Regions from separate parts of the Homo sapiens genome. Here region 2 is linked to region 1. A link is an interaction called in ENCODE POLR2A ChIA-PET data of the cell type or tissue named here. Cell type or tissue: K562. All regions are shown on one strand. Each heading gives the region's core, and the rest is flanking DNA. Links, peaks and the distances in the headings are about the cores only.

What was found. ChIA-PET counts read pairs that join two places held together with the same protein. Peaks named below come from ENCODE experiments on the same cell type or tissue, not always from the same donor. Only the 100,000 strongest peaks of a DNase experiment are listed, where the experiment ranks them.
Region 2: POLR2A ChIA-PET joins it to region 1 with 5 read pairs; 3 of 35 experiments call an interaction of 5 or more read pairs at or near these places.

What each region holds. Positions count from the first base shown.
Region 1 is chr19:35,554,708-35,560,073 of GRCh38, reverse strand. It overlaps ATP4A (ATPase H+/K+ transporting subunit alpha), which reads left to right. Exons shown (of 22, transcript NM_000704.3): 7 at 1-269; 8 at 883-1,081; 9 at 1,388-1,497; 10 at 1,578-1,712; 11 at 2,227-2,419; 12 at 2,986-3,161; 13 at 4,262-4,398; 14 at 4,484-4,634; 15 at 4,740-4,908; 16 at 4,998-5,152. Among named protein-coding and RNA genes, the nearest start is that of ATP4A, 6.3 kb to the left of the region's middle. RefSeq lists enhancers at 810-909, 1,364-1,979, 2,049-2,138 and a silencer at 1,689-1,788. In K562, for the core only: CTCF peaks have their summits at 2,318 and 4,252 (motif pointing left); DNase peaks (open chromatin) are centred at 1,843, 2,193 and 4,233; H3K4me3 peaks cover 1,029 bases; H3K27me3 peaks cover 2,047 bases.
Region 2 is chr19:35,355,079-35,360,444 of GRCh38, reverse strand. It overlaps FFAR3 (free fatty acid receptor 3), which reads right to left and starts at 1,985. Exons shown (of 2, transcript NM_005304.5): 1 at 1,796-1,985; 2 at 1-1,565. The coding sequence starts at 1,554. The coding sequence ends at 514. RefSeq lists an enhancer at 137-664 and a silencer at 5,317-5,366. In K562, for the core only: a CTCF peak has its summit at 4,234 (motif pointing right); no DNase peak of the experiment used is centred there; H3K27me3 peaks cover 676 bases.

The DNA.
Region 1 (5,366 bases), core at 251-5,250:
GCACCGTGCAGGGCCTGGTGGTGAACACGGGCGACCGCACCATCATTGGGCGCATCGCATCGCTGGCGTCGGGGGTGGAAAACGAGAAGACACCCATCGCTATCGAGATCGAGCATTTTGTGGACATCATCGCGGGCCTGGCCATTCTCTTCGGTGCCACATTTTTTATTGTGGCCATGTGCATTGGCTACACCTTCCTGCGGGCCATGGTCTTCTTCATGGCCATCGTGGTGGCCTATGTGCCTGAGGGGCTGCTGGCCACTGTCACAGTGAGTGGGGGCAGGCGGGGATGCAGGGAGCTGAGGGGCCTGCTCAACCATCTGTTCTTTCCTCCACATTTCCCCCATCACCTCCCTGCCTGTCTATCTGTCCACTTAGCTCCCATCCATTCTCCTGCCTTCCCATCATCCACTCATTCAGCAAGTCCTTCCCGAGGCAACCCTGGGGCAAGTCCTGTGCCACACATTGAGGGCGCAGAGATGACGAGGCCGGGTCCTTAACTGGAAGAGGCTGATGTCCTGTGCAGGCAGCCAGCATGTCACCAGACCTTCCACAGTCAGCACCCAGCTCCAGACCAGTCCCCAGGGAGGTGCGGGGAAGGTTCCTCTTCTCATTTTGATTGTGTGAAGAGAATTTTCAGAACCTCGGCTGGGACAGCTCAGAGAGGGGCCTCGCTACTGTATCTGGGCAGACTGGGGAAGGAGTCCCAAACAAAGCACTGGCTGAACAAAAGCTGGGGCCAAGAAAACACCTGGTGTTTGCAGAAGCACGTTGCACACGCAGCCCCGCGGCTGGGGTAAAGCCTTCCCCGTTCTTTGACGCGGGGAAGAGGACTGGAAGCCAGGGTGGGTCCCCAGCCTGCGGTGCTCACCCCTTCCCCAGGTCTGCCTGTCCCTGACAGCCAAGCGCCTGGCCAGTAAGAACTGCGTGGTCAAGAACCTGGAGGCGGTGGAGACATTGGGCTCCACTTCGGTGATCTGCTCGGACAAGACAGGGACTCTCACTCAGAACCGCATGACTGTGTCCCATCTGTGGTTTGACAACCACATCCACACAGCTGACACCACGGAAGACCAGTCAGGTGTGGGGGAGGGAGGGCACAGGCGCCAGGGCAGGATCTGGTGGATGGTGGAGACCTGAAGAGGGATAGGGAGGTAGGGAGGGCTTTGTACGAAGGCGGGGCGGCTCGGCTCCAGGTCTCAAAGGAGACTCGCTACCGGGTCTAGAGGGAAGGGTCATCCGGGGGCTGGGTCCCTCAGGGTTGGGTGGAACCCAATTCCACCCAGGTCTGGGGAGGGGGCCCGCGATATGAGCCTAGGAGGAGGGGGCTCGGTTCTGGTCCGGGAGAGCCGCCGTGCGGGACCCAGCCTGGACGCCTGGTCTGCAGGGCAGACGTTTGACCAGTCCTCGGAGACGTGGCGGGCGCTGTGCCGGGTGCTCACCCTGTGCAACCGCGCCGCCTTCAAGTCCGGCCAGGATGCAGTGCCTGTGCCCAAGGTGAGAGCCAGGGGGCCTCCAGGGAATCCCGGGAGGCTGGTGTAGCCGGCTTCGCCCCTGACACCGGTCCCCGCTCCCAGCGCATCGTGATTGGAGACGCATCGGAGACGGCGCTGCTCAAGTTCTCGGAGCTGACGCTGGGCAACGCCATGGGCTACCGGGACCGCTTCCCAAAAGTCTGCGAGATACCCTTCAACTCCACCAACAAGTTCCAGGTGCGCAGCCGGCCCCGCCCACGGCCTGGGCCCGCCCACCTCGGGCCCCGCCCCAGGCCACACCCACATCAGCGGGCCACGAGGGGCTTCGCTCCTTGCCCCTTCTCTCCGCAGCCAAACCCCACCCCATCTCCCGCTCCGCCTATGGCCCCGTCCACCAGAGGCAAGGCCCCGCCCACCACCCAGCCCCGCCCACAGCTTCTCCTCGGCGGGACTGTCCATGGGGAGCACCTCGCTCTCCAAATCCGCCCCCAGCCCAACTCCGCACCCTAATTCTGTTCATTCCCTGCGTCCAGGACTCCAAATCTGCACCTAGCCCCGCCTTAACGCTTACCTTCTACCAAGGACCCCTCCACACAAGGCCTCCATCTTCCACCTTCACCCTTCCCCGCAGCTCTCAGAGCCCGCACCGAGCTCTCGGCCCCGCCCCTCTCCTCAGCCCCGCCCCGTTCCCTCGTCCACAGCCCCGCCCCGTTCCCCCGTCCACAGCCTCGCCTCTCCCCCCCGCCCACAGCTGTCCATCCATACGCTGGAGGACCCGCGGGACCCGCGACACTTGCTGGTGATGAAGGGCGCCCCCGAGCGCGTGCTGGAGCGCTGCAGCTCCATCCTTATCAAGGGCCAGGAGCTGCCGCTGGACGAGCAGTGGCGCGAGGCCTTCCAGACCGCCTACCTCAGCCTGGGAGGCCTGGGCGAACGCGTGCTCGGTGAGACCCCTGGGCAGGGGAGGAGACTCCAGGTGCGAGGAGGAGCTAGCACAGACCCTGCCCACCACTCCCGGCCCAGCCCTGACCGTCCTCATCCCTGGCTGCTGGCTGATTTGTCGCAGTCCACAGCCTCACCCTTGACTTTCCCTGTACCAGTCCTGACCCCTGTCTGTCCTCACTTTCTACCTTGACCCCAGTCCTCACCTGGACTTTTATCCGTATCCTGACCTCTAACCTCTCCCAATTTTTGTCCTGACGCCTTAAACTTCGCTGCCTCTACCCTAGAAAGCAGATCTGTGGTCCAATTCTGGGCCTTTTACTTGCTGTGTGACCTCTGGCAAGAAATGTCCCCTCTCTGAGCCTCAGTTTCCTCATCTGTAAGATGAGAATGGGCCTCACAGGGTGGTTGTGAGGGTAGATTCAGATAATGTGAGTGAAGGGGTCAGCACAAGGTCAGGCATCCATAGGTGTTTGGTGCAAGGGGCCTGGTTATTTTACCCATTTCCTGGCCCTGCTAAGAAAGGGTGTGCCCAGGGCTCTTCCCTGACTTCCCCGTTTCCGGTCAGGCTTCTGCCAGCTCTACCTGAATGAGAAGGACTACCCGCCTGGCTATGCCTTCGACGTAGAGGCCATGAACTTTCCATCTAGCGGCCTCTGCTTTGCGGGACTTGTATCCATGATTGACCCACCCCGGGCCACCGTCCCTGATGCTGTGCTCAAGTGTCGCACCGCAGGCATCCGGGTATGCCACTGTGGGGAGGAACAAGTGGAGTGAGGACAGAGGATGGCAGCAGGATTTGGGTTGAAGAACCCCATGACAAACCCACCTGAAACTGGCTTGAACCAAAATGCATTGGTTTATGATACTGAAAAATTCTGGGGAATTAAGCTTCAGGTCTAGCCAGATCCAGGAGCTCAGTGTCATTAGGAATTTTCCTTTCTCCATGTCTCAGCTCTGCTGTTCTCTTTGCTGGCTTTATTTGCAGGCACTCCCTTCACTTGGGGACACACACACCCCTGCTCCAGCAGCTCAAACTTAACTCCCACCTGCTTAGCCACCCCACAAAAAGAGAGTGCCTCTTTTGCAGTAGCACTGGATTGGGTCACTCATTTATCCCTGAGCCAGTCACTGGGGCTGGGGGATGGAAGACCTTGATTGGCCAGGTCTGGGCTTACTTACCCAATCTTAGCCAGGGACCTCACTGCAACTGATGGTGTAGGGGAGAGGAGTGGTTCCCCAAACACAAAACAAGGGTGGGAAAGCCAAGGCCAGGCAGGCAATGCCCAAGCCCTTCCCGTGTCTCTACGGCCCTGTTACATCGGGCCTTGTTACCTTTCTAAGCTTGTTCGTTAGCCCTCTTTCCTTGTTCACTCCTCTGCAGTTATGGTGTCCTCCCTGCTGTTCCTCCGACAGTTCGGGCCTGTCCTCACCTCAGGGCCTTTGCACCTGCTGTTCTCCCTGCCAGGAGCACTCTTCTCCCAGCTTTCCACGTGGCTGACTCTCTCACCTCTTACAGGTCTCTGCTCAGATATCACCTTCTCAATAAGCCCTTCCCTGGGTACACTTAAAATCGAGTCACCGTTTCCTTCACCAAGCTTAATATGTTTTTTTCCACTTTCTAACACACTATATAATTCGTTTCTTTATTTTCTGTCACCCTCACTAGAGCTCCTCAAGGACAGGGATTTTTGTCTCTTTTGTCTCTGCTATATCCCAGGCACGTAGGAGGTGGTCACGCTTGGTCAAGTAAATGAACACGTGTATCAGCAGATGTCTCCCAGGGAGGACAGGGAGATTGGGCTGATCTGAAGGGGTCAGTGATCCACTGGTTCCCCCTACAGGTGATCATGGTAACGGGTGACCACCCCATCACCGCCAAGGCCATTGCAGCCAGTGTGGGCATCATCTCGGAAGGCAGCGAGACAGTGGAGGACATCGCTGCCCGCCTCCGTGTGCCCGTAGACCAGGTTAATCGCAAGTAAGCCCCCCCAGACCTCCCCGGGGTTCTCCCCACATCTGGCACAGACCGAGGTCCCAGCGAGGTCCTCCCATCTCCTCCCCAGGGATGCCCGTGCCTGTGTGATCAATGGCATGCAGCTGAAGGACATGGACCCATCGGAACTGGTCGAGGCCCTGCGCACCCACCCCGAGATGGTGTTTGCGCGCACCAGCCCCCAGCAGAAGCTGGTGATCGTGGAGAGCTGCCAGCGGCTGGTGAGCCCTGCTGATGAGGGTGGGCAGGCGGGCAGACAGGCGGGGCTGGTCTTGGACCGGCCTCTCACTGACCACCCACCCACCACCTGCACCCACTGCCTGCAGGGTGCGATTGTGGCCGTCACGGGGGATGGTGTGAATGACTCCCCAGCTCTGAAGAAGGCAGACATCGGAGTAGCCATGGGCATCGCTGGCTCAGATGCTGCCAAAAATGCAGCTGACATGATCCTGCTGGATGACAACTTTGCCTCCATTGTGACAGGCGTGGAGCAGGGTCCGAGCCACGCCAGGGGGAGGGCAGGCAGTGTGGGCACAGGAGGGAGAGGGCTGTGAGGAGGCTGAGGTGCCCACCCTACCCCACAGGTCGACTGATCTTCGACAACCTGAAGAAGTCTATTGCCTACACATTGACCAAGAACATCCCAGAGCTGACACCCTACCTCATCTACATCACCGTCAGCGTGCCCCTGCCCCTCGGGTGCATCACCATCCTCTTCATCGAACTCTGCACTGACATTGTAAGTCCACAGCCCAGGGTACCCATCCACAGGGTGCCCAGAGACACTTGCTTGCAGATGGACAGGAGGGACAGAGACCACCACAGACACTCTTGGGCACAGAGTGACAGACAAGACCTGTGTGTGCAATGACAGCCAGTGCAGGACACATGGGTGGCAGGCAGGTGAACAGACCTAAATGGACATACAGCCATGCACACACAGGCGGACACTC
Region 2 (5,366 bases), core at 322-5,321, 200 kb after region 1:
TGTTCATAAATGTCTCTGATGATCCACATTTATTGAGCAATGGGAACTTTCTGGAAAAGGCGCTGTGGGAGCAGAATGCGGCCTCATCCCTGGAGCCCTGTCTCCCCCGCTCCTGACTCGCTGGCTGGGAGCAGCTCTGAGGATGGGGTTCTCCCCTCTCCTGCCCCTGCCACTCACTGGGCAGCCCCCTCAGACCCTGGGCACTGCTCTTAGCTCCTCTGCCACCCTCAAGAAAACACAGGAGCTGCCTGCTGCTATGAGGACCTCATTGTTCTCCAGAGCAGCCTCTCACCCTGACCCCTTCCCAGAGCCCAATCCATAGTGTGTGGGTGGATGGGGATGGAGGTGAGATCGAGAGCTGGGCTTTAGCGCGCATACCCTTAGGGAGGCTAGATGTCTACTCTGCCCCCAAGCCCCATCGGGCCCCAGCTCGCCACTCCAAGTCCCTCCTGGCGTGAGCGAGGAAGCGCCCTGAGGATGACATGCCAGCTACACCCTCCTCCCCCGGAGGACCTAGCTTTCAGCACAGGCCACCTGGCCACCAGTTCCACAGCCCTGTGAGTGTTCACTGGTCTTTCTTTCAGCTGGTCGGTCCGCTCTCTGCTCCTCCCCTCCCTTCTGCTCCTTCAGCTCCATGCTGCTCTCCTGCTGCCACTGGCCCCAGAGCCCACACAACCTCCTCAGCAGCTCATGAAAGTCGGCTTGGAACCCGGAGGAGGAGAAGTAGTAGACAAAGGGGTCGACACAGGAGTTCAGGGTGCTGAGAAGCGTCACGTAGATCCTCCACGCCGGGCTTTCACCGCAGATATAGCCCACGACATGGGACACGTTGTAGGGCCCAAAGCAGACAAGGAAGTTGAGCAGCGTGGCCGCCAACAGCCCCGCCACCCTCCTCTGCCGGCGGTGGCTGCCCCCTCTGCCGAGGATCCACACCAGGCGGCTGTAGCAGTAGCTGGTGATGATCAGCGGGACCACAAAGAGGACCACAGCCATCTCCAGCCGCACGGGCAGGAGGATGGCTAGCTGGTCCTTCCGGAACTCCAGGTAGCAGGTCCCATTGGTGCCCTGGCTGTGGGAGATGTCCCCTGAGAATTCTATGACGTAGACCACGCTGCAGTGAGCAGAGGCCAACAGCCAGCAGGCCACACTCACCAGACCTGCCTGCCCCAGCCTCGGCCGGGTCTTGTACCACAGTGGGTGGGCCACACTCAGGAAGCGTTCAATGCTCACAGCTGCCAGGAAGAGGGCGGTGAGATAGATGGTGGTGAAGAAGATGAATCCAGAGAGTGGGCAGAGGATGAAGGGCAGGGGCCAGTGCATGCCATTGGCTGCCTCCACCATGCGGAAAGGCAGGAACAGCAGCAGGAGCAGGTCCGAGGCGGTCAGGTTGAGCAGGAGCACGTCCACGGCCACCGGGCGGCGCTGCAGCTTGCCCACGAAGACCACCAGGGCCAGCAGGTTGAGGGGGAGCCCCACCAGGAAAGTGAGAAGGTACACCGAGAAGACGAACCAGTGATTGCCGGAGAAGTAGGACTGGTCGGGGCCTGTATCCATGGTGGTGGCCACTGGTGAGAGAGAGTAACATGGAGTTGGTAGTGGGGGCCCTAACGGCCTCTGGCCAGCAGCATCTCCCCTAAAAGGGCACGAGGTCACTACGCCCACCCCTCTTGTCTCTGGGTGCCTTCCAGGCGGGGTCAGCCTGCCTGTCTTCCTGAGCATGCCCTGTCCCCTGTCCCTTCCCCAGCAGAGAAGCACCAAGGTGCTCCTCCACCCAGCCCCTCGGGCCCAGGCTCACCTGCTTCTTTGAGACCCCAAATGCTCTGCCGCACAGCACCTTGCTGTCTCTCCAGACCTAGTGCAGTTGGCTATTTATCCGGCAGAACTGATAAAGACCTGGCCGTGCCCATGACGTCACTCACTGTTGAGCAGTGGCACATAGATGCCTTGAGCTCCGTTGCCAGGGCTGGTCAGCATGCTAAAAGGGGAACAAATTCCACAACTGCGTGCCTCCCTCCTCATGCAGTCTCAGCTGGGATGCTCTAAGCAGGCCCCAGCCGACGTCTTCCTCTCCCCTTCTTCACTTGAATTTTGTCTGCTTCTCTAGAATGGCATTTATCCAATTTGCCTTGTAAGGGCAGGAAGTGTGATGCAATGACAGAGAGCGAGCTCCGTGAGGTCTGTTTCTTCCTGACTTTGTGATTTGGGGGAAATGACTTAAATTCTCCATGTTTCTGCTTTCTCCCCTGCAGAACAGAGCTCATCATAATACCCATCTCATAGATCAACGCATTAACACATGCAAATTAAAACAATATGTAGGTCGATTAAAAGATTACTAATACATGTTGAGTGGTTTGACGGAAGCCTGGCGTGTGGTCGTGAGCAGGCAGCGGATGCCAGCTGCTATTTTCCCTGTCACTGGTGCAGGATTATCTCTGGGGTGACAATGTAATAATAATAACAATAATAATGGTGGTGGCGATGATGACAGCAGCTGCCTTTTCATGGGCACATAATCCATAGCAGACACTGCTTCTAGGGCAACGCTTTTATGTCATAAAATCCTTGTCCTTCACCGTAGGGAAGTGACTTGCTCCAGGTGATACAGCTTGTGAAATGTCACCACTAGGGTTCAAACCCAAGTGCTGTCCAGTTTCACAGGTGATCTATTAGTTCATTCAAACAATCACAGGGCACAATGAGATATGATTTCACATCCACTAGAATGGCCACAAGCAAAAAGTCAGACAATGCCTATGGTCGGCGAGAATGTAGAGAGATAGGGGCCTCATTCACTGCTGGTGAGAATAATGGGAGGTGGTGTCCCTGCTTTGGAAAGCAGGTGGCAGTTGCTTAAAAAGTTAAACATAAATTCACCATGCGATCCAACAATTCCACCGTAGGTATTTACTTAAGAGAAGTGGAAACTCAGGTCTACTTAAAGACTCAGTCCTAAATGTTCACAGCAGTGTTGGTCATAGTCACCAACAGTGGAAATGTTACCTGGCAGCCCATCAGCTGGTGAGTGAATAAAAAAGTGGCACATCCATATACTGGAATTCTATTTGGCAAAGAAAAGGAATGAGCTACCCATACACACTACAGCCTTATGTTGAGTGAAACAAGCCAGACGTAAAAGACCATGTACATATATTGTCAGATTTCATTTATTTATATGATATGTCCAGAATAGGCAAAGTTATAGAGTCAGAAAGTAGACTCGTGGTTGTCTGGGGGATGGAGGTAGAAATGAAGATTAAGTTGTTTTTTTTTTTTTTTTTTTTTTTTTGAGACAGGGTCTTGTTGTCGCCCAGGCTGGAGTGCAATGGTGCAATCTTGGCTCACTGCAAACTCTGCCTCCCGGGTTCAAGAAATTCTCATGCCTCAGCTTCCTAAGTAGCTAGGATTACAGGTGCCCGCCACCACGCCTGGCTAATTTTTGTATGTTTAGTAGAGATGAGGTTTCGCCATGTTGGCCAGGCTGGTCTCGAACTACTGACCTCAGGTGATCCGTCCACCCCAGCCTCCCAAAATGCTGAGATTATAGGCGTGAGCCACCCCGCCTGGCCCAAGATTAAGTTTAAATGAACATGAAGTAAAATCCTTTACTAGGGTCATGAAAATGTTCTAAAACTAGCTGATGGTAATGGACTCACACCTCAGTAAATTTACTAAAAATCATTGAATTGTACACTTAACATTGGTGAATTTGATGATATGTACATAATATCTCAATTAAGCTGTTAAAAGTGCAGCAGTAGGCTGGGTACGGTGGCTCAGGTCCGTAATTTTAGCACTTTGGCAGGCTGAGGTGGGAGGATTGCTTGAGCACAGGTTGTTTGAGACTAGCCTGGGCAACATGAGGAGACCCTATGTCCACAGGGGAAAAAAAAAAAAAAAAGAGAGAAAGAAAAAAGAAATTAGCTGGGTTTAGTGGCATGTGCCTCTGGTCCCAGCTACTTGGGAAGCTGAAATGGAAGAATCGCTTGAGCCCAGGAATTCAAGGCTGCAGTGAGCCATGACTGTGTCACTGCACTCCATCCTGAGCAACAGAGTGAGACTGTGTCTAAAAAAAAAAAAAAAAAAAAAAAACAACACGCAGTTGTGAACAAAAAGTTTTTGCTGTCATGCTGTTTACATTACATTTGGTGGTGAGGGCTTGGGGGATGGAGTAGGGGAAGGATCATGAAGACGTGGATACTGAAGAGGCAAAGAGCCACTGGAGGGAACATTGGGGCAGGGGAGTCACGGGTGCACAGACTTGGCCTGCTGGGGGAGCTGATAGGAGGTTTGGGTCTCACAGGAGTGAGAGGCGCCTGGGGTGGATCACACTGAGTCTCCTGGGCCCCAGGGAGGCACTGGATTTGCCCTAAGTGGGGGGAGGCAGGAGGAACTGGGAGAAGCAGCCCAGTACCCAGCAGGGGCTATGGAGCAGGAGTCAAAGAGAGTGGGCCCTGGCACCCTGTGATGCGGGAGGAGGCACTGGGGCTCCCTGGGGTGGAGTTTGGGTTTTTACTGAAATTCCCTGGTGTTGTCACTGCACAAGTGCCGGGCTTGTTTCTGGCTTCCAAAAGAAGTTACTTAATTTCTCTGGCCTGTTTCCATATTGATAAAACAGACATAGAACTTTCTTTGGAAGGCTAGTAGAGGCATTCATTCATTCATTGAGCGAACATTTACTGAGCACCTACTGCGTGCCACTCTGTCTTCTGGGCGCTGGGGATATATCATCAATTACAAGAAAAATCCTTGCATGCGTAGACATTTCAGCCTGAACAGAGCTCATTTGTAGAAATTGGTGCGTGCACCCCAGCTGGTGGCTGCCATTTGTTGTGCTCCAATACATCATCATGTGCATGGCATTGCTGTAATTTAGAGCAGGTGCCCAGGTGTCTGTCTCCTTCACAGCCACAGCCACTCCCTTCTGACCTCCCTCTCATGGATGTGGGATGCTATCCTTTGCGAAATGGACCACAAATACAGGGTTAACCCCCACACCCCCAGGTTTCCCAAATGTCCCCTGGCTCTTGGGGGTTCTGCTTGGAAGGATCACATCCTGCTTTTACCCCTTCCTTGCTGTAGGGCCTTAGGCAAGTTTCTTCATCCCATTCCAGGATCGTAGCTACCTGGTGCAGCACCTTTGTGCAAATTAGGTGCTCCCTTTCCAGAGGAGCCCATCCCGCACCAAGTGCTGCCTAAGGAGTGGCTGGTGTATTTCTTCAAATTAGAACACAATACTCCTTCCCTTGATGCAAGCAAGGCAGGCATGTGGCTTGTTGAGCAAAGCACAGGCTAGAATTTAGTCAGTGTTTGCTCCTCTGCCCAGTACCTTCGTGTAGTGAACACCCGCTCATCCGTACGGCAGT